Regions from separate parts of the Homo sapiens genome. Here all the other regions are linked to region 2. A link is a contact called in ENCODE Hi-C or POLR2A ChIA-PET data. All regions are on one chromosome and are shown on one strand. The core of a region is the stretch at or near the end of the contact, and the rest is flanking DNA. Distances in the headings are between cores, read along the strand shown. Region 1 overlaps JARID2 (jumonji and AT-rich interaction domain containing 2). Region 2 overlaps LOC105374945 (a long non-coding RNA gene). Region 3 overlaps JARID2 (jumonji and AT-rich interaction domain containing 2). Region 4 overlaps DTNBP1 (dystrobrevin binding protein 1). Region 5 has its middle 8.5 kb from the start of LINC01108. Region 6 has its middle 75 kb from the start of LINC01108. Region 7 has its middle 23 kb from the start of CD83.

What was found. A loop is a pair of places that touch in the nucleus more often than their neighbours do. ChIA-PET counts read pairs that join two places held with the same protein, here RNA polymerase II (POLR2A). Pooled maps may share reads with other maps.
Region 1: a map of heart left ventricle shows a loop between it and region 2 (2.1-fold over the local background). The contact joins two enhancer-like sites. A Hi-C loop is called at or near these places in 1 of 168 maps with a recorded cell type or tissue (heart left ventricle) and 1 of 50 pooled maps. POLR2A ChIA-PET finds 5 or more read pairs at or near these places in 1 of 52 experiments (WTC11).
Region 3: a loop to region 2 is called in a map with no recorded cell type, with 2.7 times the contacts of the local background. The contact joins two enhancer-like sites. A Hi-C loop is called at or near these places in 2 of 168 maps with a recorded cell type or tissue (PC-9 and endothelial cell of umbilical vein), 1 of 37 single-sample maps with no recorded cell type and 9 of 50 pooled maps. POLR2A ChIA-PET finds 5 or more read pairs at or near these places in 1 of 52 experiments (WTC11).
Region 4: a loop to region 2 is called in a map with no recorded cell type, with 4 times the contacts of the local background. The contact joins two enhancer-like sites. A Hi-C loop is called at or near these places in 1 of 168 maps with a recorded cell type or tissue (heart right ventricle), 1 of 37 single-sample maps with no recorded cell type and 16 of 50 pooled maps. POLR2A ChIA-PET finds 5 or more read pairs at or near these places in 1 of 52 experiments (HEK293).
Region 5: a map of naive thymus-derived CD4-positive, alpha-beta T cell shows a loop between it and region 2 (4-fold over the local background). The contact joins two enhancer-like sites. A Hi-C loop is called at or near these places in 2 of 168 maps with a recorded cell type or tissue (both naive thymus-derived CD4-positive, alpha-beta T cell) and 11 of 50 pooled maps. POLR2A ChIA-PET finds 5 or more read pairs at or near these places in 1 of 52 experiments (activated B cell).
Region 6: a loop to region 2 is called in a map of gastrocnemius medialis, with 4 times the contacts of the local background. The contact joins two enhancer-like sites. A Hi-C loop is called at or near these places in 14 of 168 maps with a recorded cell type or tissue (PC-3, cardiac septum, endothelial cell of umbilical vein and 4 more), 13 of 37 single-sample maps with no recorded cell type and 26 of 50 pooled maps. POLR2A ChIA-PET finds 5 or more read pairs at or near these places in 1 of 52 experiments (GM12878).
Region 7: a map with no recorded cell type shows a loop between it and region 2 (16-fold over the local background). The contact joins two enhancer-like sites. A Hi-C loop is called at or near these places in 1 of 168 maps with a recorded cell type or tissue (GM12878), 4 of 37 single-sample maps with no recorded cell type and 4 of 50 pooled maps.

The regions. Positions count from the first base shown.
Region 1 is chr6:15,471,968-15,475,671 of GRCh38, reverse strand. All of the region lies in intron 5 of JARID2 (jumonji and AT-rich interaction domain containing 2), which reads right to left. Among named protein-coding and RNA genes, the nearest start is that of DTNBP1-AS1, 72 kb to the left of the region's middle. RefSeq lists an enhancer at 1,036-2,235. Within about 2 kb of position 1,836, at least 7 of the 41 ENCODE cell types and tissues checked have a DNase peak (open chromatin) inside an H3K27ac peak, as active enhancers do.
Region 2 is chr6:14,875,878-14,879,230 of GRCh38, reverse strand. It overlaps LOC105374945 (a long non-coding RNA gene), which reads left to right. Exons shown (of 5, transcript XR_007059473.1): 3 at 2,961-3,353. Among named protein-coding and RNA genes, the nearest start is that of JARID2-DT, 370 kb to the left of the region's middle. RefSeq lists enhancers at 2,056-2,245, 2,026-2,526, 3,309-3,353. Within about 2 kb of position 1,955, at least 13 of the 41 ENCODE cell types and tissues checked have a DNase peak (open chromatin) inside an H3K27ac peak, as active enhancers do; they include GM12878 and gastrocnemius medialis, where a contact is called at or near this core.
Region 3 is chr6:15,452,107-15,455,759 of GRCh38, reverse strand. JARID2 (jumonji and AT-rich interaction domain containing 2) reads right to left here. Exons shown (of 18, transcript NM_004973.4): 4 at 3,585-3,653. Among named protein-coding and RNA genes, the nearest start is that of DTNBP1-AS1, 92 kb to the left of the region's middle. Within about 2 kb of position 1,984, at least 7 of the 41 ENCODE cell types and tissues checked have a DNase peak (open chromatin) inside an H3K27ac peak, as active enhancers do.
Region 4 is chr6:15,619,723-15,623,278 of GRCh38, reverse strand. All of the region lies in intron 5 of DTNBP1 (dystrobrevin binding protein 1), which reads left to right. Among named protein-coding and RNA genes, the nearest start is that of DTNBP1, 42 kb to the left of the region's middle. RefSeq lists an enhancer at 1,425-1,524. Within about 2 kb of position 1,483, at least 20 of the 41 ENCODE cell types and tissues checked have a DNase peak (open chromatin) inside an H3K27ac peak, as active enhancers do.
Region 5 is chr6:14,275,242-14,278,607 of GRCh38, reverse strand. No RefSeq gene overlaps it. Among named protein-coding and RNA genes, the nearest start is that of LINC01108, 8.5 kb to the left of the region's middle. Within about 2 kb of position 1,432, at least 7 of the 41 ENCODE cell types and tissues checked have a DNase peak (open chromatin) inside an H3K27ac peak, as active enhancers do.
Region 6 is chr6:14,208,617-14,212,458 of GRCh38, reverse strand. No RefSeq gene overlaps it. Among named protein-coding and RNA genes, the nearest start is that of LINC01108, 75 kb to the left of the region's middle. RefSeq lists an enhancer at 735-794 and silencers at 1,045-1,484, 2,575-2,624. Within about 2 kb of position 1,343, at least 30 of the 41 ENCODE cell types and tissues checked have a DNase peak (open chromatin) inside an H3K27ac peak, as active enhancers do; they include GM12878 and gastrocnemius medialis, where a contact is called at or near this core.
Region 7 is chr6:14,092,993-14,096,515 of GRCh38, reverse strand. No RefSeq gene overlaps it. Among named protein-coding and RNA genes, the nearest start is that of CD83, 23 kb to the left of the region's middle. RefSeq lists enhancers at 1,029-1,158, 2,052-2,181 and a cis regulatory region at 680-1,180. Within about 2 kb of position 2,220, at least 8 of the 41 ENCODE cell types and tissues checked have a DNase peak (open chromatin) inside an H3K27ac peak, as active enhancers do; they include GM12878, where a contact is called at or near this core.

The DNA.
Region 1 (3,704 bases), core at 587-3,086, 600 kb before region 2:
TTGCTTCTATTCACCAAGGCACTCCAAAATCAGGGAACAGGGGTAAGGGCAGAGCATCACAGCTTCCTGAGGTCGCAGGTGCAGCACGGCCTGGCTCAGGTGCCTTGTCTCATGGCACAATGTGGGGCTAGTGGGTTTATGTTGAAGAACAGGTGGTAGGCGATTATGCAAGAGAAAATGCTAGTTGCACGGCGAAGCGAGGACCTGGGCCTCCCTGGCAGTTCCACAGCACCTGATGTGGCCTGAGATGTGGTGCTCTCCAGGACTCTTTCCTCTGTCTGCAGTTCAGAAGAGGCCTTCTTCAGGTTCAGAAAATTGCTAACCTCTTTTCTGACAGCACCTGCACCTGCAGAGCTCCAAGCTTCATTAGATTTGCAAGGCACTGGTGCCTGATTGCCTTTTTATTGCAAGGAACCCTCTATAGGAAGATCTGTTTCATTTTATATTATGTCACATTTAAATAAATACTCCCTTTGATGACTGATGGATACTCATAATGAAATCCCATTATAAGAAATTTCTAGGAATTCCGCTCTAAACTTACAGAGAAATGGACCTCAGTGAAATTTTGCAGGAAAGAACTTTTAGCTGCCATGGGAACTGTTGCCAACATTTGATCTGTATTTATTACACATGAAAACAAAGCTCTAGGTGATCCCAGCAGTCTGACCACTTGGAGGATTCTTGTGTAAACGACTGGTGTCAACCGGGATTATTACTGACTTTCAGCAACTCAGCCTTTGCTTGGAGGATGCAACAGTACACCAGTTTTCCTAAGGGTTATAAAAGAATGAAGAAAACAAAGTATAGATAGCAATGTAAATGGGGTTGAAGACACGGTGGGATATAAAAGTTTTAATCTGGACAAGTCACTATTATCTCAGGGAAAGAAGAATGGATTACAGGGACAAAATTTTAGTTGGGAACCTTCACCCAGCTGAATAGTGATCTTGGAAATGTCATTTTCCTTGAACATATAACAATGGCTGGCATCCACCATTAGAGATCTGAATGGCTCTACTGCTGCCCATGATACAGCCTCATTGTTTCCTTATGCTGGGATATAAATGAATCAATGACTGGACAAATTAATGCTAATCTACTCTATCATGCTGATTTCACAGAAGTAGAAATTAAGAATCAGAGAAGCTAAGTAAATACCTTGCCCAAGAACACACAAGCTAACGAGTAGCTAAAAAAAAAAAAAAAAAGGCATGCAACTAAGTTCCTGATGACTGTTCGATGGTGGCAAAGACATTCCTAAGAAATGAACAGACAAAAATGACAACAAATATGCATATTGAGCAACATGGCATTACAGTGTAATTTTAATCATCTAGAAATGGTTGAGGAAGTAGCAATGTTGGGCATGAGAATATTCCACAGCTGAGAATATTTAATTTTGAAAGACTGCTACACTTAGGTTTTTATCAATTTTGGATGAGATGATCAATAATTTCCTTCTCTACTGTTGAAAATAGTAACTTCAGAAATACTCTTAGGTTCAATTAGCACCTCTTGCCTGAGGGATTACTCCCAATATCACAAGTGTTTCCTTTAATAAACTGACGTCAGTTTGTTTCCTTGTCATCTGCCTTGATATAAAAGCGGATGTGAAATAGACTGGGGAAGGCAGCACAGCTAGCCAGCTACTGAGAGCTCAGTGTTCTTCTACAGTACTGCCTGAACCTGAGGCTGACATTAGCTTTCTTCAAAGCTGACTTTGGTTTCACGAAACCACCATGTTCCCCCGGGTCATTTGAAATCGGAGGAGCATTCCAAGTGGCCTGTATATTACTAAGCTGGCTTTATTCCATTCCCTCCACTGGCGTCATAAGGAAGCACTGACATCCTGTGGATTGTTACTCTTTGGCTTCCAAGGCCATTCAAGCCATGTGGCAACAGCAGGAAGGACTCTGCAGAGACCTATATCCCAGGTAGTGGCTTGTGGGGATTTTTTCTTTTCATATGACTTCACAAAAGACTTGGTACTCGGATGCCTACAAAGGGACAACAAATACATAAAACCCATAAATATACACAAAAACTACAAAATGTCTTAATGGAGCCCCAACGATCACACCACCCCCCTCTTAAGGACCTTGGTATATGGGTGTGAGGTGGGTGGCAGGACACAAAGCGGGGGGGGGGGGGGGGCACGCACATCAGAAGACAAGGGAGACAAGTCACCCAGGTAGCATCACCAAGTGACAGGGAATGACAAAGATGAATGAGACACTGAAACCTGTTTCATCAGGAGAAACACACGTAAAGACCTGAATGTCTTCTGACGTTTCTGACAGATGTGCCAGGAGACATCATCTCCCATTAGCTCCTTGTGGGTAGATCCTATTGCCGTGTTCATCTGTGCTATCTTTCAGAGCGCTTACGTCAGCACAGGGGCTTACATTTTTCTCATTTATACAGAAGTTAATCTTATTTGATTTAGGAGAGAAAAGGTAACTCCATAAATGGTTAATATCATTCACCACTGTTAACATGGCAAAGATTCTATGATTATGTTTCAGCACTTATCACAATAAAATGAGTTTGAGCTCTCTCCAAATCCTCCACAAATACAGCAATTTCGGGAACATGTAAATATGAAATCTTTCCTAACACGGGTATTCACATTTGCTAAAAACTCACAAATTCTGTAGGAAAAATTCTAGTGGAGTTGGTTTCGTGCTTGTCTCTTTGACTTGCACAGGAAATGGAATTTTTCTGACCAGGTTAAGATCTAAAAAATGCCCAGGCATAGCAATAGAAAGAAAACCTCAGACTAAATAAGATTCAAACTTCCCTATGACGCTGCTGAAGAGCAATGAATTAAATTGCAGAGGGACATGCCCAGGAAGTGAGTGCCTGCTCAGGAACGGGCAGGCCTAACACAGACTGAACAGGGAAATGGCTGGTGACTCTGGACAACAGAATGGGACAGCAAGAAGGACTGCAGTCTGGACAGATCTAAATACAGGTCTCTTGGGCCTGCAACAATCCCCCCACCAAACTTCCCCTGAAGTTCAGGTGCAGGCAAACAGACTGCACAGCCCCATGGCTTCTCCCAAGATGGTAGTTCTGGGACTCTGCTGGGTTGAAATCAAAGAAAACCCATTCACAATTCAAATACGACATAATCAAAATGGTAGACACTTGGAGGTTGGGGGCAGGCCTAATCACAGATGACATCAATCTAATTAAAATTATAAGCCAGCTGCTCAGGGATGTGAGAAAGGCCTTTCAGTTTGGTTATCTACAAGTCTCAGAAAAGGAAGCACAGAAAGGTTTGTACATTTCAGTGAAGTTAGTCCCCTTACTAAGCTCAGCTGGTTTGGGTATGCTTCCTGCAGCTCCTCTATCTGATGCTGTGACTCTATTGTAAAAGAAAGGATGACAGAAGAGACAGGGCGGAAGAGGGACAGCAAGGAGGGCAAGGGCACAACTCAGAAACAGCAGTAGGAGGTGGGTGTGTCGGTGCTTACCCAAGACCACTCATTCCACCTAGTCTTCCCAGCCTGGAGCCAGGATTCACACTATCCTACCAGCCCCTCACCGAGAGACATCAAAATTCATGAGGGGACAAAAAAATCCCAACACTGTTCCTGGAAATATCTGAATTAACAGGCATTAAATTTTTAATTTTAAAATTAAAAAAATTTTTAAATAAAATTTTAAATTTTAAACAATAAAAAATGAAAAAGTAG
Region 2 (3,353 bases), core at 706-3,205:
ATAATTATACCAGCAATTCTGACAATGCCATGGAGGTGGGAAAGAAGCCCCAACAATGATTGAGACTGAAAGTTATGTGCGGGCATGCAATGAAACATTACAATAGAAAAATACATATATCCAAAGTACAGTCATGTTTTTAAGTCATTCCATTGATATTTTTGACAGGCAGTTTATTGAGATATGTGTTTTTGTTCTCCCTGTTGTATTTTCACCTTCCTCATTCCTGAGAAACTGAGTCTTGTCTTATAAGACCAAAGCATGACTTGTTGGTACCCAGAAGACAACTCCACCTGATATTTGTTGTAAAGGCCCTTTGAGTAGGATTACACTGGGCCTTCTGGGAAAGGAAAGGGATGAAAGAAAATGTTCACAGTTGAGAAATTGAATTGGGTTGGTGGGTAAGGAGTGGGGGAGTCCATGAAATTAAGAGCAGGACTGGCTTTGGGATCTCTAAACATGGGAGGTCCTGGGCCCTGAAGGGGTCTAGAATAAGCCAAGGTGGCATAAAAAAATTATTTTGAGCTGAAGGCATTTGAGTTCATGAAATCTCTTATCTGCCTAAAAGCAGAGCCTCCCAAAAGAACTCAGTTTTTATAAATCCCCTCCTTGGAAGCAATTCTAATCTTCTCTTCTTGGAAATGAGAAATTGGTACCACAGTCAAACAGATATTGTTACAAAAAGATCATTTTTCCCTTTTATTCTCCTATGGGCACATTTGTCTTTCTAAAAAGTCATTTGTTTTCCCTAAGTGCCATTTCTTCTCCATTTCTAAGTAGTCATTTGTTTTCCCAGAAGTGCCCCTCTGCCCCTCCCCTTCCCCTAATAGGGTAGCATATAAGCCCTGAATTCTAACCACCTCCTTGAGACTCCTTGAGTCTTTGTGAATTCCAGTGTGTACATATACAATTATAATCTGTTTTTTTTCTCGTCCTCATCTATCTTTTGCCAGTTTAGTTTGCACATCCCCAATCACCGCACCTAAGAGGGTAGAGGAAAAGTTTTTCCTCCCAGACAGTCCCTCTTGTGCCAAGTGCCTCCTGAGGATTGTGGCAGGTTGCCTGTAGGGTTAGGGTGGGGGTCCCATGGGTGTATCTGTGGACACAGTGGCTACATGGGGGCTCCCTGAATTCTTTCAGAGTAGGATGTGCTGATCTTGCCAGGCAACCAGTGCTCAACAGAAGCAGAGAGAGAGGGACTGTTGGCCACAGTGGCAGCCCCCACAGCTCAACCTCCTGGTACATTCCTTCCCTCCTCACATATTCAAGTCCTGGTACCACATAGCACTCACAATGCCACGGCGGGGGAAGGAAGCCTCAATAATGACTGAGACTGAATTTCCTACCAGCTAGGCAGGTGGGGATCAGAAGCAGAATAAATTTAATTCAGAAATATAAAAAATCCTATTCTTGCCTCTTTGCGTCAAGAGAAACATTCATTCCTTTTTCATTTTTCTTTTTGTTCATTGTTTAAGAAGTCACAAGAACTACAAACCTAAAAAAAAAAAAGTCTACTGGAGAAAAGCCTAACATTGAGAAAATTCTAGAAAATTCTATCCATTAACTTAATCCCATCCCCTAACCCTGGGGTTATGAAAATGTCACCATTTAAGAAAATTTTTAGCAGCTGAACACCTCAGTTAGTTCAGTGCTGTAGGAATGCAGTTAGAAAAACCATATTATCTCATGGGGTAAGGCTGCGCACAGGATGCTGACATTTAAAACCCAGTGTCCAGCATGACACAATGATGTTATTTATAGACCGAGAAGGATCTAGGACAAATGTGATGCATAGAAAGAAATAAAAAGAAGGAAGGAGCAAGCCATAGAAACCCGAGGTTGAATCGAGGAGGAAAACCCCCAGCAAAAAATCTGAGACACATCAAGCTTTTGTAGGGTTCATGTTTAGCAGGAAGTTGAAATGACTCACCGTATCCTGTTGTACTCGCCCTGTGATTCCATTTATCCCCTCCAAGGCTTTTAAAGCTCTGATTTGTGTAGGAAAATCACACAGCATGTCAAAGAATGACTACGCTCTGGTTTTACACATCCGTATTTTTAAACAGCACAAAATGGTTGTACTTCTCAATATCGAAATCTGACTGGGGCCTCTCCTGCTTGACCTTGCCCTGGAGGCTGCTGTCCTTCCATGGGTGGGTGCCCAGGCTGAGCTTGCACGGGCTCCTTCATGTCCCCCTTGGTCAACCTAGGTGAAGAGGGGAAGAATCCAGCTCCCACCATGCACCTTATTGACAGAAGCCTTCCTCAGATGAATATTCATGAGCAGCCTAAGTTTCTTTGGCTTTTCTGTTTACTAGTTTTATTAGCTCTTGAGAGGGGAGAGAGAGAGAGAGAGAGAGAGAGACTGGGGGAGACAGAGAAAGAAGCTGGGTGCGGTGGCTCATGCCTATAATCTCAGCACTTTGGGAGGCTGAGGCAGGAGGACTGCTTGAGCCCAGGAGTTCAAGACCAGCTGAGCAACATAGCAAGATCCCATCTCCATAAAAAAAGAAAAATAAAAATTGAAGAGAGAGAGAGAGAGAGAGAACTTTCCATAATTAATAGAGATAAGGTCAGCAAGATAACTCTTTTTTGCTCTTTTCCTAATTGCCCCTTCCTGGGGTGATTCCTTTCCTAAATGGGCCTCCTCTTAATCCTCAAGCTATTATGATATAAAAATTAAAGTGTGATATCCTGGCTCGCCCATTTCCTATTAATGGAATGACCTGTGGTAATCAATAGAGGAAATGCAGGAATGTTAACAGATGTGTGGTTCTGTTTGAGAGTCTCCAATTAAGTGATATGTCTTCAAGGTGGAAAGATGAGATCATTTTGAAATTAGTTTCTTTTTGGCTTTTTAAGTCTTTGGTTATTATCAATTGCATTAAAAAAACCAATTGGAAAGGAAAATCGATCGGTGCTGAATTCCTCCCCCACCTGAAGTCTTCATGCTTCCTCAGGTGATAGGATGCTAGAGAGGAAAATTTGGAATTAGCTTTTAAAAGGAAGAGAAATGACGGTGTAACCATCTGCCAAATACATGGAAACAACAACAACAAAAACCTCATCATTCACCTGGCCTGGCAAATAGGTTTGTGCATTTTTTTTCTTTTCTGTCCACCCTGTTGTTTGTCAGAGGTTGACCAAGAACTTGTCCAAGGGCCATTCCTGTGGTGTCATTGGTTAGAGACTTTTTAACAATTTCAAGTTCTGGTGAAATACTGTGAGTAAATAAAGAGAGAATTTTGCCTGAGTTTAAGGGGCTTTCCTGGGAGGTAATGTATTTTGTGGCCTAACACTTCATTACTTAGCCTGCAGATCTGGTTTCTTTTGAAAACAAACCCTAAGTCTGG
Region 3 (3,653 bases), core at 735-3,234, 580 kb before region 2:
GGTCAGGAGTTCGAGATCAGCCTAACATGGTGAAACCCCGTCTCTACTAAAAATACAAAAATTAGCCAGGCGTAGTGGTGGGCGCCTGTAATCCCAGCTACTCGGGAGGCTGAGGCAGGAGAATCACTTGAACTCAGGATGCAGAGGTTGCAGTGAGCCAAGATCGCGCTGTTGCACTCCAGCCTGGGCGACAGAGTGAGACTCTGTCTCAAAAAACACACCTGGCTCCAATTACGTTTAAAAGCCATGCATATTTAGAAAAGGATACCAAATTATGGTTAGATAGGAGGAATAAGTTCTAGTGTTATATCCCACTGTAGGATGCCTACAGTTAGCAACACCCAGAAGGAGGATGTTGAATGTTCCCAACACTAAGAAATTATAAATGTTTGAGATGAGATATGCTGATTACCCTCATCTGATCACTTACATGTATCACAAAATCATCATGTGACCCATAAATATGTACAATTATTATTTGTCATTTAAAAAAAAAAATTTTAAGCCACGCAAGACCAAAGTCACAAATTAAGAGTCCCATATCACCATTGTTTTTTTTTTTTTTTTGAGACAAAGTGCCACTTAATTGCCAAGGCAGCAGTGCTGAGGCACAATCATGTCTCACTGCAGCCTCAAACTCCAGGTGTCAAGGATTCCACCGTGTCAGCCTCCACAGAGATGGACTATAGACGGCACAACCAAGCGCGGCTAGATATACCTGAATCACATTGCTGCTGATCCTTCAAAGATTCCTTTAGGGCAAATACATCCTTCTGAGTACACATCCCACTCGTTCTCCATTCCTGATCATCACACCACACTCTACCAGCCTCACAGTCTAGTGGCCATGTTCTTCTCTCTATATACAGCCAATCCAGCACAAGATTCTGTCATATTTAGTTCTCACAGCTTCCTTTCCATCTTCATACTCAACATGCAAGATCAGGAGAATCTTTCAGCCAAAATCTATGTAAAAACTAAGGCATGTTGGCTCATGCCTGTCATCCCAGCACTTTGGGAGGCCAAGATGGCATGAGAATTGCATGAGCCCAGGACTTCAAGACCAGCCTGGGGAACACAGCAAGACTCCTTCTCTACCAAAAAAAAAAAAAAAAATTGCTGGGTGTGGTTGCCTGCGCCTGTAGGTCTAGCTATTGGAGAGGTTGAGGCAGAAGGATGGCTTGAGCCCAGGAGGTCGAGGCTGCTTAGAGCCATGACTGTGCCACTGCACTCCAGAAGTGGACAACTTCTTATTTTGATATGAGACAAGACCCTGTCTCCAAAAACAAACAAAAAAGCTAATGGAGATAAACTGGTGGGAACCCCACCTACCTCGTATCTCCCTGTTTTCAAGGCTCAACAACCGACAAGGGCTACAAAATTTCTAACAAATACATTAATAACTCTCCTTTCTTATGTGTTAAGAATCACCAAGAACTATCCTATAATGTCAAAATTTCCCCCCCAACAATTCAGTCCCAAAGCCAATTAGTAAGGCAGGGCAATTGGGCAAGGAGAGGGGGTGAGGAGCAACCATATGGGGTGTCAGGGCTGAGTTTCCCATCGTGGGGGCAGCAGAGAAGCAGAGATGGGAGGTGGATTACACTGAAAAGACAGAGCAAGTAAGTATATTAAGGATTACAGGAGCCAAGTTCCTCAGGGATGAATGCACATGAACCTCCCTTAGTGTTAAATTGAAATTGGAGGTATGGCTGCTAACTCACGGATTTTAATATACACAGAACTTCGGATAGACCCTTATAAACATGCAACCTCAGTCTACTAAGAGCACCTGGGAGAAATGACATTCCCATAGTTCCCAGCATCCCTAGTGCCCAGATCTTGGCTCCTCAACAGCACTTATCCCTATAAGAAAGCAGTGCTCCTTGAAGACATGGCCAATTCCAGGACTGAGGGCGGGAAAGTACACCATGAGCCTGGAACATTTTGTTGTGCCAGAAGCAAGGCTGGAAGGATGACAGGGACATGTCAAATGGAATAAAAAGCCAGCCTGATGAGGATCCACGGATGAGGCGGTGATCTGGGACAATCTGAACATCAGAATACATAATAGGAGTAACAGATTATAACCCTTTGAATAAAATAGGAAGCCCATACGCATACAATTATGATAAAGATGATGAGAAGTATGTACTAGTTTCAAAGAATATCCTCTCTTAACACTTATACACTGCAAAGGCTGAGACGGGCAACTTTACTCCTAACAGGCCCACCACAGTCGAATGATCAGCATGAACACGAGTGTGGAAAGGGAAGGACTGAACTGTGTATCCCCACAGAGGACCCAACAACAAGGAGGAGGAATCACTTCCCTTGTGGCATTCCTGCCAAGAACACAAACCAGAATGTAATCATGAGGAAACACCAGGCACCCAAATTAAGGGACATTCTAAAAAATAATTGACCTGTAATTTTCAAGTGTTGAGGTCAAAGACAAACAATGAGGAACTCTTCCAGATTAAGCAGACTACAGACAATTAATGGCATCGCCTAATTCTGAACTGGGTCCTTTTGCTCTAAACTTGGACATTACAAAGCACCTTCAGAACAAATGTGAAACAGAGGTTTGAGGACTGCATGGGGGCCACGTATCACTGTGAACTTCTTAACTTTGACAGTTATAGGAAAATGTACTTATTTGAAGGAAAGACACACTAATGTATTGAGTGAGGGATGATGGGTGGAAACTTTTTAAGGTTAACTTAAAATCTGTCTGTAATAATAAATTATCAAAATATTTATCAAATAAAAGTGACTATGAACCTCAAGGTTTTCCCACAGATGTCCAATAGCAAAGGCCCTCTCCTTCTGCTCATTTTCTCTCAAATAACCTCACCCAAGGAACTCTCTGCATTCAGGACTTCCTAAATTTTCTATCATTCCTCCAGAAATGACTCCTTATTCTCTCAATCTTCTGTGTTCTTTCCTCACAGCTATTAGAAAACTTAGTAATAAGGAAACTGCAACAAACACTTTCACAAATAACTCTATTCAGCAGATCCCAAATCCACCTGGCCTCCGTTAACTGGTCCGAGTTGAAACATGGACCAGTATTTGCACTGTCAATTAGACTCTGAAAGTACCAGTACTGTTTTCCTTAACGTAATATAGGGCTGAGAGAACCGTAAGTCCCTCATCACCATGGCTTATTGACAGGCCTTAGGAAGCACAAAGAAAGGGGCCTTCACAGCCCCAAAGTCCTGCATCAAAAAAAAACTGCCTTACAAAACAAGTCAGCAATGTGTGTGTGTCAAGGTGGTGGTATGGTGCAGAGAAATCAAATTAGAAGTCAAAGTTAGAAACTGCATAATTGTGCATTGAGAAGCCAGGAAGTAGGGTGTTAAGAGTCATATTAAAAAGGAAATAAAACTTAACTGATGGTTCAAAAGCCACACCCAGCACACACTCTCTCGGTGGGATTTCTCACTTTCAATTCCCCCTCAACCCAGGTTGGGGACAGAAAAATGAACATGGCAGAGAGTAAAGCTAAGGTTACTCCACGTAGACCTCAGGCTTACATGTAGATTCCACGTAGACCTCCGCCGATGGTTGCAAAGTCTTACCTCGAAGGCAGAGAAAGGTAAGAAAATCTTCTGTCTTAGGCTTCCTTTTAGAGAGGTCTGATATCTGAG
Region 4 (3,556 bases), core at 234-2,733, 740 kb before region 2:
TACAGAATTTTAGAGGGCATCTAACAAAGAGATTATCATAGCTCTGTCAGTTTTTCATGGACTAGATTATCAGATGTCCAGGTTCCTTTCTGAGGCTAGACCCTTCAAGAGGCACATTAATTCTCTTAGACACCTTTTAGGCTACTACATAGATCTCATTTGTTCCATAATGGCTTTTGCAAGTTAATGTACTTCTTAAAGTTTCCTTATTCATACCATCATTACCTTATTACCTTAGTACATAAAAGTGTAACGTAAGCATTTGAACAGTCTTGTGGTCTTTCAGTACCTGGCCTCTGTGACCTATGGGTTTGCAGCCAAGGAGAGTTCTTTGTTCCATAAGGCTAATTATTTTGTTAGAAAATAACTCATTAAGTGGGAAATAATTTTAGTGTGCTGCTTCATTCTTTATATATCAGTGGTTACACTACAGATGATATGTATTTGAAACAAATGGCACAAAGAAAAATTCCAAACAGAATTGCTTTTCCTCTGGGACGGCCTTCTTGCAAAAATTTGTGAAGCTCTTTTTTGCACAGCTGTCAGGCATTCCCAAATGGCTTTTCACAATAAAATTCTACCTATCTCTTTCACTGATCACTAAATGAGACATATGCGGTTGTTATAGCGAGCAAAATGGTGAGGCTTGAGCTTCTTGTAAAGGTATATTTGTGTCCATGGAGGCCTGCTAGTATTTTATGTATATGCATCCTAAGTTGGTTACCAAATGTACTCATATATGCAACTTGTTTTGCAACAGGAAATGAGCAGGCTGTGACAGGGAAATTAAATTTCTGCTAACTTAAATTCAACATAAAATATTCGGAATACACATTACGTATGTACTTGTCATTATTATATGAAGAGCTTTTTTAAGTTTAATATAAGGGGATGAACCTTTATTTTTTTCAATGCAATTATTTTATATTTTGTTACTGATTTCAAGTCTGCTAAGTGTTAAAATGGAAAATTTTCATCATTTCTTCTGTTTTAAGTCACTGATAATGTGACCTGGTTTAATATACTAAAAGTATCATCATGTTGTTTAATGTTTTCTAAGTTCTCTGCTCATGTTTATTCTTTTACAAAATTTGGCATAGTCTCTTAATATTTAAACTAGATGACCATGAATAGTTTTGCCTTCTCAGTTATTTTACATGTTAGAGTAATAAAATCATTCTATCACCAGAAATTATTCTTTATTGAATTCAACAGACAGGGTTATTAGGGGATAGCAAAAAAGCAAAAATACAGTCTGCACCTTTAAGGCCCTTACTGATTCCTGAGAGATATGAGAGTACACAACTGGTTGGATGATATCAGTCAGAATGTGAGTCCTGTGTGAGGCTGAAAGGTCTGGGGAAGCACAGAAGAGGAAGGGAGCCCTGTGGGAGGAGGGCGGGCTGCCACTGGCCTAAGCCTGAAAAGACAGGCCGGGGTTAGGGACAGGCAGAGGCAAGGAGGAGGAGGCACCAACGCTCAGTACTCCTCTTGTTTTGCTGTAATGTAGAATATGTGAAGGAAAGAAGTGAAGTAAACAGTTTGTGGCCAGAGAGCAGTAGCTCTCTGAATGATAAGGAGTTTAACTTGAAAGGGCTGGGGAGCCTGTGAAGCTTTTTAAAGGGGAGAACATAAATATGAATTTGGTGTTAGCAGTAAAATGACCACGGACTATTTCAAGCATTTTTAGTCTAAATTTGTCATTCAGCACAAGAGCATGAGGCCGTCCTATTCAGAAGTATGTACAGTTTGTTTCTCATTAGGAATTCCAGGTTGATAAACCACTCACATGTTTTCATCTGGTCCCCACGTTATTAACAAAAGAGTGACTAGGGCAGCAAGTACAATTTGTACCTAGAACAGAATTTCTGTCTGTGAGAAATTAATTGGCCTGCCTAGAGATCAACCTCATTTAAGTTCCTGGCCTCATTAGCTCTGTAGTCAACCAACAGAGCTAGAATCTAAATGGAAATTGCCATCTGTCCAGATAAAGATTAAAGAGGTAAAAAGAACATACACATTTTCCAGCATAGAATAATTGTTGGCTCCATTACATAGTTTCTTTTCAGAAAAATCATTTGAAATTTAATTCCTTTTACCTGTAGGAGATCTTAAGTCTAAGACTATAGCCTGGAAAATAACTTATAGGTGTGTAAGTTTGTAAGATAAAAATGAAAATGTTGTTGACATTTTGATCTAATAGATCCATAGATCTTGTTTACATCATGATCATTACTGGTCAATGAAATTATTAGTTTTCAATCACTTTTATTAAATATAAAACTTAGCTAATCTAAAAATTTTCTCTATTTTTTATATTCAAACATTAATTATTTACTGTCAAGTATTAAGTTTAGGTACTTCGGCTCATTTAATCCTTTTAACAGCTTTGCAAGATATGTGTTGTTAGCTCTCTCTTCACAGACGAGGTATCACATTGCATCTCATCTGGCAGGAGCAGAGCTGGGTTTTTAAGCTTGTGCTTCAAAGCCTAGCTCTTAACCCGTCCCCCATATGCTAAGCATACATGCACGATACTGAATGCACCAAGTAGCTTAGAGTTAAATGGAGTCTATATTAAATTTAACTATTCTAGTTTTTATCACTAATCAAAATGAAACAGCCTTTTAAATAATCCTATTAGCTATGATAGTGTTTTATACATTTTAAGACCATGTCAGACTAGTTATAACAGAATGAGCTGAATATTGCTTCTTTAGTACTAGGAGTACTAGCTCCCAAGCTGAATCTCCTAGTCAGTTTTTCATTTAATAAAACAAAAAACAATGTAGGCTGGGTGGGGTGGCTCACACCTGTAATTCCAGCACTTTGGGAGGCCAACGCAGGAAGATCGCTCAAGCCCAGGAGTTCAAGACCAGCCAGGTCATAGTGAGGTCTCGTCTCTACAAAAAAATATATATATAAATGGCAGTACATCATTTTGCCTGATTCCCCCATATAAACTCCTTATGTACCATTTATGACATTCTTTAAAATCTTAAATACAGTTATTGGCTAAAATTTAGATTTTACAAATTGTTTCATTTAAGCGTTCCATAATCACATATAGTAGCTGTTTGATGTGGTCCCTGAAGCTAGATTCAAAAGCACCATGAACTACATTATTATTAGCCTTTTCCAGATTTACCGTGATATATTAATATGATAAAAGTCAGTACCTAAAATGTCTGAAGAAAACTGCTAAACTGCTTGTCATCAAATTTTCACTTTTGAATAAAATGTTATTCCCCCCCGACCAAATTCATGTTTTTAAGCCTTACACCCTAGCAGAGAGGAGAGGGAGTTTTTATAAGCACAAATATTTAATAGAGTTAAAATTTAGGATATTAGAAAGTGTCAAAAAAAAAAAAGGAATAAGACCTACTATTTTATAGCACAGTAGGGTAACTATTGCCAATAATAACTTAATTGTATATTTTAAAATAACTTAAAGAATGTAATTGGATTGTTTCTAACTCAAAGGATAAATGCTTGAGAGGAGGATAAAAAGAGAAAATGTCAACACTTCTGGATTATCTAATAGCTGTTTGGATCA
Region 5 (3,366 bases), core at 183-2,682, 600 kb after region 2:
TAAATGCAAGGGGCACTTTCCCCTCGCTGGCAAAGCAGCATCTGGGGGCTGCACTGGTTCCTGCCCCCACCTTCCTCTCCCTCTCCTCCTCCCCGTCTTTTGCCCCCTACCTCTCCCTCCATCTCCTCCTCCCCTTCTTCGAACTCACCTGCCCACCAGGGGCTGGGTAGTGAGTGAAACAGGAGAGGGTGCCCATCAAAGTGGTTTGGCGAGTGGCTACTGCTCAGTATTGCCATATGCAAGGGGCACTTCTGATTTTTCTATATTTTTCAAGCTATGCCAGTTATCTGGGTGTTGTGTGAAGTCACCATATTATTATTATTTCTTTTGAGATGTAGTCACCGTATTCTTCAGCACTGATGACTAACTTGAGTCTTTGAAAAACACCGTGCAAGCTAAAGCAAATGTCTCTGTGGGCTTCCCGACTGCAACCTCTGGGTTAAGGGAAGCCCAGTAGGTGTTTCTCTTTCCTGTCCTACCACCCTGAAGCCTGCCACGGATTCATTCAACAAGTGTTTTTGGACATTGACTATGTGCCAGGCACTGTTCTGTGCTGGACATAAGGCAGTGAAAACTCAGATAAAATGCCTGTTCTCAATAGGCCACATTCACTGAGAGATGGACAGTAAACAAAATGAGTAAGAAGAAAATGTATACTATATTAGATAGTACACAGGGCTATGGAGGAAAACAAAGCAAGATGGCAATAGGAAAGGTGGTTTAGTGTCCACTTTTGAATAGAAAAATTGGAGAAAACTTCAGTGAGAAGGCAGCAAGTCAACAAGAACCTGAAGGAATAAGCCACCTAGAGAACAAGAGAAGAACATTCTAGAGAGAGAGAGTGACGGCAAGTGCAAAGGTCCTGAGGCATGTAGCAAAGGGACTGGTCAGCAGGAGAGGTGGGAGTGAGTGAGTGAGAGCAGGGAAGAGTAGGAGGGAGGCCAGAGAGATGGGGTGGGACAGCCCACTGAGCAGCCTCTGCAATCCATGAAACTGTGGGGGAATTCTGAGCAGAGCAGAAAGTTGACCTGGCATGTTCTCACAGGTCACCCAGGCTGCTGTGTTGAGAGCAGACTGCAGGGAGGCAAAGTGGAGGAGGGAGGCTATGACAGTGATCACAGCAATGGAGATGATGGCAGCTCAGAGCGGGAAGATAGCACACAGGTGGAAAGAGAATGGTCAGATCCATTGCTAGGCAGGCCTCAGGAAATACCAGGTATGGAATTTCCCATCTCCTGGATTTGTTTTAGTCACCTATCAAAAGTAAAATGTAGCATCACGTTTAAAGAATTTTCCACTTAAAAAACCAAAACTGTTCACTTAGCTGCCTTAAAACTCTTTGCTGCCTTGATAGTCTGGCTTCCTGTGCACGGAGAGATCTGTTGACTCTAGCAGGATGAGTTAAGTGAGATCACAAGACACAGAAAGAGGAATAGACAGATCTGAAAATAAGCACTGGCTCATGCACCCAGAACCTAAAGCAGACCAAAATAAACCACATCCTCCCACCACTTTATTTTTTTATATTTAAGGGTTTTTTTGTTGTTTAGCAAAGTATAATTTTAGAGGTGGCAACCAGTTTGAAAAAAAGATGAGCAGGAGGAGAAGGGAAAGAAGAGGACGAGAAAGAGGAGGAGGAGGACAAGGAGGAGGAAGAGCAAGAAAAAGAGAAAGAGGAGGAGGAGTAAGAGGAGGAAGAGAAGGAGGAGGAAGAGGAGGAAGAGGAGGAAGAGGAGGAGGACCCTTAGCCAGGAGCCCAGGACTCAGGAGCAGTGCTGGCCCTTCCCTCTGTCACGAGTGGCTGCATGTAAGGAGAATGAGAATTGCAGACTTGAGCTGTTCAGAACCTCAAAATGTCTCTAATTAGAGACAGATTCAATGTCTGCTATATGTGCTATGTGCCACAGCATTTCCTGTTAATTAAAAGTCATTCACAGCTCTGTGGGTTAAAGGGCCTATTCCATACTCCAGATACTCCTAAAAGTGCTTAGGAAGGGGTAGGAGGAAAGGCATGGCCCACCTGAAAATAGTCCTGCTTCCCCTTGAGACCAGAGTGACCAGCAAATCACCGTGGCAGGTGGCATCTTCTCCCCTCCACAGCAGAGGCTCAGGCACTCCATTAAAAAGGGAGGTAACTGTCATCTCTCAATTCCAGGAATTCCTTCATTCTCTGCCCACCACTTCACCTTCTTTGGGCTCCCTCTCTGGCCTGACCTCCCAGCAGCACCATGTTTAGGTTCTCTTATTTGCCAAGACTCCCTAATAAAGATGCCTTGGCACTCAGCCCATATCCCCTCCACACTTCCCTCGATGTCTGAGGCTGCTCACTGCCAACCCTGGCATTCTGCTTTTTGCCTGGTTTGGGGAACCTTCTAGGTCCACCTGCAGGGAATCCAGAGTGCCAGGTCACTGCCCAGAAAGCCTGCCTCAAGCAATCATGAGCAAGGAACTGTTGGATAATGCCCAGCTTCCTCGTCCCGTAGATGGATTAAATCCAAGGCATGTTCTAAAGTGTCTCCGGGAGCTCCCTGTGGGATCAAGCTCCAGGTGCCCACTGTGGCAAATGGCTTAATAAGCCCCCTTGCTTCCCTCCCTTATCTGTCTCCCTTCCCCCATCCATGCTTCCTGGCCTAACCTCCTAAATAAATGATTTGTGCTTGAAGTCTTGCCTCAGTGTCTGCATTCAGAAGGACCTATCTAAGACACCCATCCACCGCCTCTGACTTGTGCTTCCCCAGGAGAAAGTTCTGCCTGCCCAACTCCTCTGATCCTGCCCTAACCCCCACAGGCAGGGCCCTTCCAGTCCAGGCTAGGCTTCTAGAACAGCTCCCCAGCACAGCCTGGCACCTGCGTCCCTGCGCATCAGGGGCAGGCATTATTGCCTCCTCGCCTTCACCCCCACCCACCTCTGCTGGAGGCTCATGCTCCGTCCTGTCCCAGGAGCCATGGCTATGAGCAGGGTGCCCCTCACAAGCATTCTGCAGCCGCTGCTGCTGGCAGCTGTGGTTTCCTATCAGCTGCTGCGTGCAGGCTGAGGGAGACACTCCTGGGCCTCATCCCAGACTTCCTGGCTTTGCCAAGCTCGCCGCTGCTGGGATGAACAAGGGAGCCCGAGTGTGGAGCTGTGTAGAGTCCCTCCAGGCCCAAGAGCACACTGGGGGCTGCCAATCTCCACATAGAGCTGAAAGAGCTGGAAGCAGAGCCCCAAGGGTGGCAACAGAGGACAGTCAGAAGAGGATGCTCACTGGGGTTGCATCTGGAAGTCACTTATAATTTGGATATCTAATGGCAATGTGGCCTCTTCATGAGGGGCATGGCTGGTCAGGCCTGGGCAGATTGCCTACACGCCAAGCTGTTCTGGTTGAT
Region 6 (3,842 bases), core at 94-2,593, 670 kb after region 2:
CCAGAGAGGGTCTATACCTCACTTGAGAATGGGGGTGGGAGTTGTTTGACCCATATATTGTTCTGTGTTGGGGTCTCAGCAGAAATTCCAGCAGTCACGAACACAGAGTCCCTTTGAGTGTCCTGTTAGGGGCTGGAGTAGGCTGGGGGCATCTTTGGATATTACCTGGAGGGCAGCCCAGTGTGAAAGGCCTGACTACCAGGGAATGGAATCCGGGCTTCGTGGTGTAGACAATGGGCAGGCAAGGTGTGTTTCTCTTTCCTTTTCACATGTAGGTAAGTGCAGCCCCAGTTGCTGGACTTGCCTTCACATCCACGGACCTGCCCTTTCCCAGGGTCAGCTGGGTTCAAAGGGCTCTCAGAACGTTTTCTTTAAAGGAAAAATGGAGAGTGGCAAACGCGTGCCTAGGTGGGAGCAGGGAGTAGAGGGGGGCGGTTTAGATAGCAGTAAGGGGACATCAGACCAGCTACAAGCCAACAAGGAAAAAAGTGACGTAAGGAAAAAAATCCCAGGGAGCAGAGAGAAAAGTAGACTCCCCAATGCCTCGCAGTAAATGAGGACGCCTGGCGCCTGCGGCGAGGTCAACTGAGGTCAGACGAGCTTATCTCTCCTGTCCCGGGAATTAAGGGCATCCTGGGGACAGCTGCAGAGCAGGAGGCTCCCCGTGCCCTCCTCTTCCTAAGCAAGTCAGGATCCCAAGAGGCGCGTGCGGGGAGGCCCCTCCGAAGGGCTGCTGGCTTGTGTCTTCCACCAGCGCAAAGGGAAGCTATCGGTTGCTTCTGCAGTGAGGCAAGCTCAGCCGGACGCCCAGAAGAGAGACGAGGTGTCGCTGTCGGGGTGTCTGCCTGCCTCTTTAGGATCAATTATTAGCGTACAGATCCTAAAACAAAACAAAACAAAACACTCCTGAAAACATCGACTTGCCTCAGTGACAGGCCCCAAGTTCGGGACGCCAGGAGACGCCAGCGGGGCTGTGAAGTGCAAATCGCCCCGAGGCAACCCGAGAACGGGAGGACTGTCACCAGCCCGCCAGGAGAGTGCGATGCCCCGGTCCGTTCCGGAGCAGGGAAACTTTTGCGGGAGGCTGCGCTGGCACCGGCCGCCTGGCGCGGCTCGCGCGGACCCGGGCGACGGGACACGCAGCGCGGCACTGCCACCTTGTGGGCATCGGCGGCAGCGGCGCGGCGGGGCGAAGCCGGCGAGGCGAGCGACCCGCGGCTCGGAGCCCGACGCCGGCCAGCGAACGCCCGCAGGAACGCGCCGGCCGAGCGGGAGCCCGCGGGGGCGGGGCGCGCGGCTCCGGTCACGTGGGTTAGCAACAGGCAGCAGCCAATGAGAACGCGAGTCAGGTGGTGCGTGCGCCCGCCGCGCGCGGGAGGTAAGGGGCCCGGGAGGAGGCGTGGGCGCGCCACGGGCCCGGTGGGACCGCGGGTGGGGAAGTCCAGAAAGCTTGCTCTTCCCTGTCAGGAGCCGCCTGCCGCAGGCGGGATGAACGAGAGCTGTAAAATGGGACTGTCCCATTCCCACGCTCCACGGCTGCGACCCCTGTACGGGGCAGTGGGCGGCGGCGCGGGTAGGAAGCAGGCGGGGAGCGACGCGGAGAGCCCGATTTGTCCCTCCTCCAGCCACTTGTTGCTTATCCATGGGCCTGGGACTGCCATTTGGATCCACACAGGGGAATTAAAACAAAAAGAATAATGAGGCTCCTGGCCGTGGCGGGGTGCGCATTGGCCCTCTTGCCCTGCGTGTAGCAGGTGGAGGAGACAGGCTCCATCCTTAGAGCTTCCCAGAGCCCAGGGTTGGCCTGAAGACACCAAAGCAGAGGACAGCCAGGAATTGGGTCAGAAAGAAAAAGCTTCGTTGGTTTTAATTATTTTAAATAGAAAAGCCACATCCAAAAGTACCAATAATGATTTTTACAGTAAACCCACTATGTTGACATAAACCAGCCCACCCCTGAACGCACAGAAGACCGTAGCACAAACCGTGAGAGGCGTATTGAAGGACTGGGGCAAAATCAGGACCGACAGGCAAGCGTGGTTTCCATCAGGGTCTTACTCCTCTGGCTTCCTAGTTTAGGCAGATTTCACCCTGTTAATAGGGTCCGTGGATCGGTCTCTCTTTCTCTCCTCTCTCTCTAGCTCTCTATCTCTCTCCCTTTCCACCTCGTGTTTCATTCCTTTGAAACAAATCCAGGGAGCAGATGGCCTCAGAAGGGTATCTAATCCATGCCTGGCCTCGAGGCACGTACTATAAGCTGTGATACCGTGCTAAGGTGTTATTATAGAGACAAAAATATCTCAGACTGCAGGATCTAGCCATCCTATTCTTAAAGTTCCCTAGGGAAAGATGTTGTACAATATTCTTTGATAACCTACTACAAATGCTAACCACTTTAAGTACAATATAAGAACCTTCTGATCCTAGGTTTTATTTGTTTCTATTTAAACTCATTCAGGGTCAGGCTACCCAGAGGGCAGTTGAACACCTGTCCGGTGGCTTATGGGAATGCCTTGCACGATGTGCACTTCCCTCCACCAGGATCAGTGTGTCTGCTGACACTGGGGACCATGCCTGAGACATAGGTACAATTGGGCTGTGCCAGGGCAGCTCAGAGAAAGTGATCCACTCTGATTCAGACCCTGCCAGCTGAGTTACTTACTTCCCTTACTTCCTTTTTTTTGAGATGGAGTTTCGCTCTTTTTGCTCAGGTTGGAGTGCAATGGTGCAATCTTGGCCTACTGCAACCTCCGCCTCCCAGGTTCAAGTGCTTCTCCTGCCTCAGCCTCCCGAGTAGCTGGGATTACAGGTGCCCACCAGCATGCCTGGCTAATTTTGTATTTTCAGTAGAGACGAAGTTTCACCATGTTGGCCAAGCTGGTCTTGAACTCGGATCTCCAGTAATCTACCCGCCTCCGTCTCCCAAAGTGCTGGGATTACAGGCATGAGCCACCGCACCCGGCCACTTGCTTCTTTTAGAGAGCAGGCTTTGTGCACCTACCAGTGTTGAAATACACTACCTTAATGGTTATGCTTCTCCAAATTTGATATAGTATTTGATTTTTAAATGTACCATACTCTTGAGTTCCTGACCAGTACACTGTTTGAAGGATGTCACAAGGACGTGCATTTGAAAGTCTGAATCCACAAATATGTATTGTGCTCTAATTGCCAGGCCTGGGCTTAGATACTGGGGATACAGCATTGCAGCAGGGAATTTGCAGAATGAAATGGAACCGTGAAGAAAGGAAATGAAAATAAATCACCCTGTTTCCATAGTCACCTCCCCCACACTAGTGGACTATTCTCTCTTAATCGGCTCCCTCAAACTCCTGCCTCTAGGACCTTCATTCTCTCTGACTTCTTTGATCATGGAGCAGTAAGATCACCATATGTTGGATATTGTTAAATAACATGATATGTTGGGAAAAGTCATGCACTAGGAATGAAAAAAAAACATACAGCTAGCTTCAGCCCTGGCTCTGCCACTTGACAAAATCCATAACTTTCTACAAAACTTTAAGATCTGAATCTTGGAATCTTAGTTTCCTAATCCCTAGAATGGAATAAAGAGTCTTACTTGGCAACTCCACAGGTTCAAGATTCCAGGCCTCAGTTTTCTCATCTGTAAATTGAGGGGTTTGACCTAGATTTACAGCTTGCAAATTTTCCTTAGAAGTGATTCCCCATTTATAACAAAATCCAACATAAAACCCCAACATATAAAACAGATAAAGACAGACTTGCTTTAATGGCCCTGAGGCAGAAAGCTCTGAGTCCTATATACTCTCTTCTCCTACCTTTTAAAGGCCTTGAGGCATCTGTGCAGAACCCTGGGGTTT
Region 7 (3,523 bases), core at 971-3,470, 780 kb after region 2:
GGCCCAGACCCTGATATCCACCCACTCTTGTGGGTGGGCGCCTTCTGAATGTGAAGGGAGGCTAATAATAGTGCTCCTGGGAGTCCAAAGACTGATGCTTTGGAGAGGCCTCTGTAAGCCAGCATCCTCCTCCAGCAGTGCTCAGGCCTGGAAACAATCCACAGGCTGTTTAAATGGCCATCACAGAGGTTTTTTTCAAGGCAGAATTCTGCCTTCTCTTGACAACAAACAAGCAAGACTTGAGAACACCTGGGGAGAACTGTGACCTACATGCCTTTTTGTCCAGGCAGGAGAGGCTGACGCGCCCTCAGTTCTCCTTCACCCACCCCTACCCAGTGCAGCTAGAAACCTGGGGGTGTGTTCCAATGGCCATTTAGGGTCCGACACTGCCATGGGCCTCACACAAGAGAACTCTTGCTCTGCAGCCAGCTGTCTTCCAAAGCAGGGAAGCAAAGGATTCACCCAGAGGGCCATGCGAACTTCCCGCCCTGGCTTCCAAGCTGGTCACCCGCCTCACTCAGCACATGACCGCCTGGTCCAGGGGAGGCCTCTGAATTCACAGGCATAACTGTAAATGCAAATTCCCATGTAAAGCTCATGGATGAAAGGAAGGAAATGAGAATTAGGACTCAAGTTCTGTTGGGTGAAATGTAAAACCTGGGTATCTACTCTGATAAGATTAAAGTGAGTAATTGGCAGGTGGACCAGTGGTGAGCTTCAGGGATCAAGAACACAGGGAAGCAAGTTTAGAGGCCAAAAAGGCAGCCACTGGGTGCTAAGCAGGGGAGAACTAGTGATGTTGACTGCCTATGGCCGGGTGAGGGCCGAGGACGAGCCTCCCAATGCTGGGCACAGGTACAGCTGCTGACGTTGACCACTAGGTACAGGAAACCAGGCAGACCTTTACAAAGGCTGGGCAACATCCTGGTGAGCTCCCATGTGGAACCCACAAGAAGCCACGTTTAGTCTCACAACATTTATGGGGAAATTCCCCTGAATTGACGTTTAAGCTTTAATAGAGGAAATCAACATTCTCAGTAAATCTGGTAAAAGGTCTATGGAAACTTTGTTAAATTTCAGCCAGAGACACCCCCAATGGCTGGTCCAGCCAGTGCTGTCCATTATGCAGCTCATTCCATACAAAGTCCTTGTTCTCAAACTTGGCTAAGGCCTCCTATGAGAGAACACCTTCTACACCAGAAGGTATAATTAGATGCCCTATGGTAGCTTTTAGCCCATGTTTTGAAAATCAGCGAGGTGCCTGAGCTGAGGTGGCTGGCGGATGTGCATTGAGGAGATAGGCTGACATGGGGTGTGTTCATTAAGTTATTCAACAAGCATTCATTTACTGGGTATATAGAGTTTCCAAGCCATCATGCTTAACACCGTGGAGCCCAGAGCAATGGATAAAATGGAGCAAGTCCATTTTGCTCCCCATGGAGCATGTCAGAGGCCAGTTGGGGCCAAGTGTGTGTCTGGGAGCAGGAGGGCAATGGCAATCGGGATGCCTGTGAGATTTCCTGCTGTACTTCCTTGGTGGGGCCAGACCAGAGAATGTTGCCTATTGAAAAACATTTCTTTGTAAGGGCTTTGTAAGCAGACATCTCCAGCTGGGAGCAACTGAGGAATTTTTTAATCAGAGCCTTGATCTGCTCTTGCGGCACTGCCTGAGGCTAGCAGTGTCCCTATAACACCAAACTGAATTCTAAAAAGAAAAAAAATCAACTGATTGCTTCCAAATACTGGGATGCTTATGGGGGCATGTGTGTGTGTGTGTGCGTGCGTGTGTGTGTGTGTGCCACCATGCCCGGCAAACTTTTTTTGTATTTTCAGTAGAGACAGGGTTTTGTCACGTGGACCAGGCTGGTCTCAAACTCCTGACCTCAGGTGATCCGCCTGCCTCGGCCTCCCAAAGTGCTGGGATTACAGGCGTGAGCCACCGGACTCAGCCAGGGCTCTGTTGTTATCCCCACATCATGCCCTTCAAGTATGCCATGCTGCCGGATGTCAGGAACCAGGCTCCAAGGGGTGGTGTCTTGGCATGACTTAGACAACCAGAGACAACAACCCCAAAACAGACCTCTGGCCTTTCTCTCCTCCTCCATCTGCCTCCTGCCAGAGAAACCAAAAGAAGAACTTACTTATAAAGGCAGTCATGGGTCTTTTCACTTGTGGCACTGTGATGCCTGGCCACTGTGGGGTTTTGGAAAGGGAAGTAGCACTGACATCATAGAAACCTAGAACTGAAAAAGACCTGAAATGTTCATCTTGTCCAGGCACCTCAGTGAGACAAGACACAGCTCCCTCTCCTTGCAGCTCTCCCTGAAGATGCAGAAATAGTACTCTACCTCCTTCAGTTCTTGCTGCCAGGGCTTTATCTCCCAAAGAGGGAAGATTTTTCTCGCAACTTGAGTTCTCATTTAACTCCAGTCTACTGTCTTTTTTTTTTCAGCCAGGAGGGTCCACTAGTCAGCATTAGGCCCCTCACAAACTTGCAAACTCAAAGATAGTGGTGGAAGTGACTATTAGTCTTTTCATTTCAGGCCAGCTAAACACAATTATCTCCACCTACATTCTTCACTTGGTTCCTGTACTGTGCAGGTTTTGTTGTTGTTGTTTTTTTAATCTATACTGTTTGCAATTTTTCCACTATTTTTTTCAAAAATGTGACTGGGGTACATTGAATTTTTGTTTCCCATTCTTCACTCTCTCTCTGTTACAGAATTCTACACCCGTGACCTTTGCCATGTGACTTTGCAGTGGCTCTCACTAGAATGAGTGCAGTGTTTTTCCTCACCCCATGGAAGCTTGGCTCAGCCACAGGCTTTGCCTTGAATAACAGACGCTAGTGGAAATGATGTAAAAGAGGCTTTAAATGTGCTTGCATGATTTGACTTGGCCTGTTGTATTTCCGCCATCACCGTAAGAAGACTATGCCCCAGGTGGTGCCAGTTCCAGAACAAAATATATAAAGCAGGCCCAAAGTAGACCTGGAGCCTGGAGCCATGCCCAGTGGAGCCCAGCCAAGATCAGCTGAGTCCCTGCCAATCCACAGACCTGTGAATAAAAAAATGAATGTTTGTGGCGTCAGCCAGTGAGACTTGGGGCATTATTTGTTATACATTATTGCGGTAGTTGATGACTAATAAAATTGCCAAAATAAGGTCTGATTTAGACTAGAGATGAATTATTACCCTATCCTTGCATCACACACTCCTCAAACCACCTCTTTTGTGACACCTTCCTTGGTTCCTTTAGCTTCTCTACAACTTGTCCACCCTAAATCCTTCTTTTTGGTGTCCTATATTTGGGCCCCTGATCATAGTCAATAAAACGTTTTCTAGAAGTCAGTCTGACATATTACTCAATACTTGCATGTTTGAAACCTTATCAACAAGACTATAAAGTCATTGAGAACAGGGACCATGCGAGTACAGGATGGATAATAAAATACTCTTATTAGGAACATTCTGTACCGTGATCTCTCATCTTTGGCAGAATAAGGCTTCCAGATGTTAGCTGG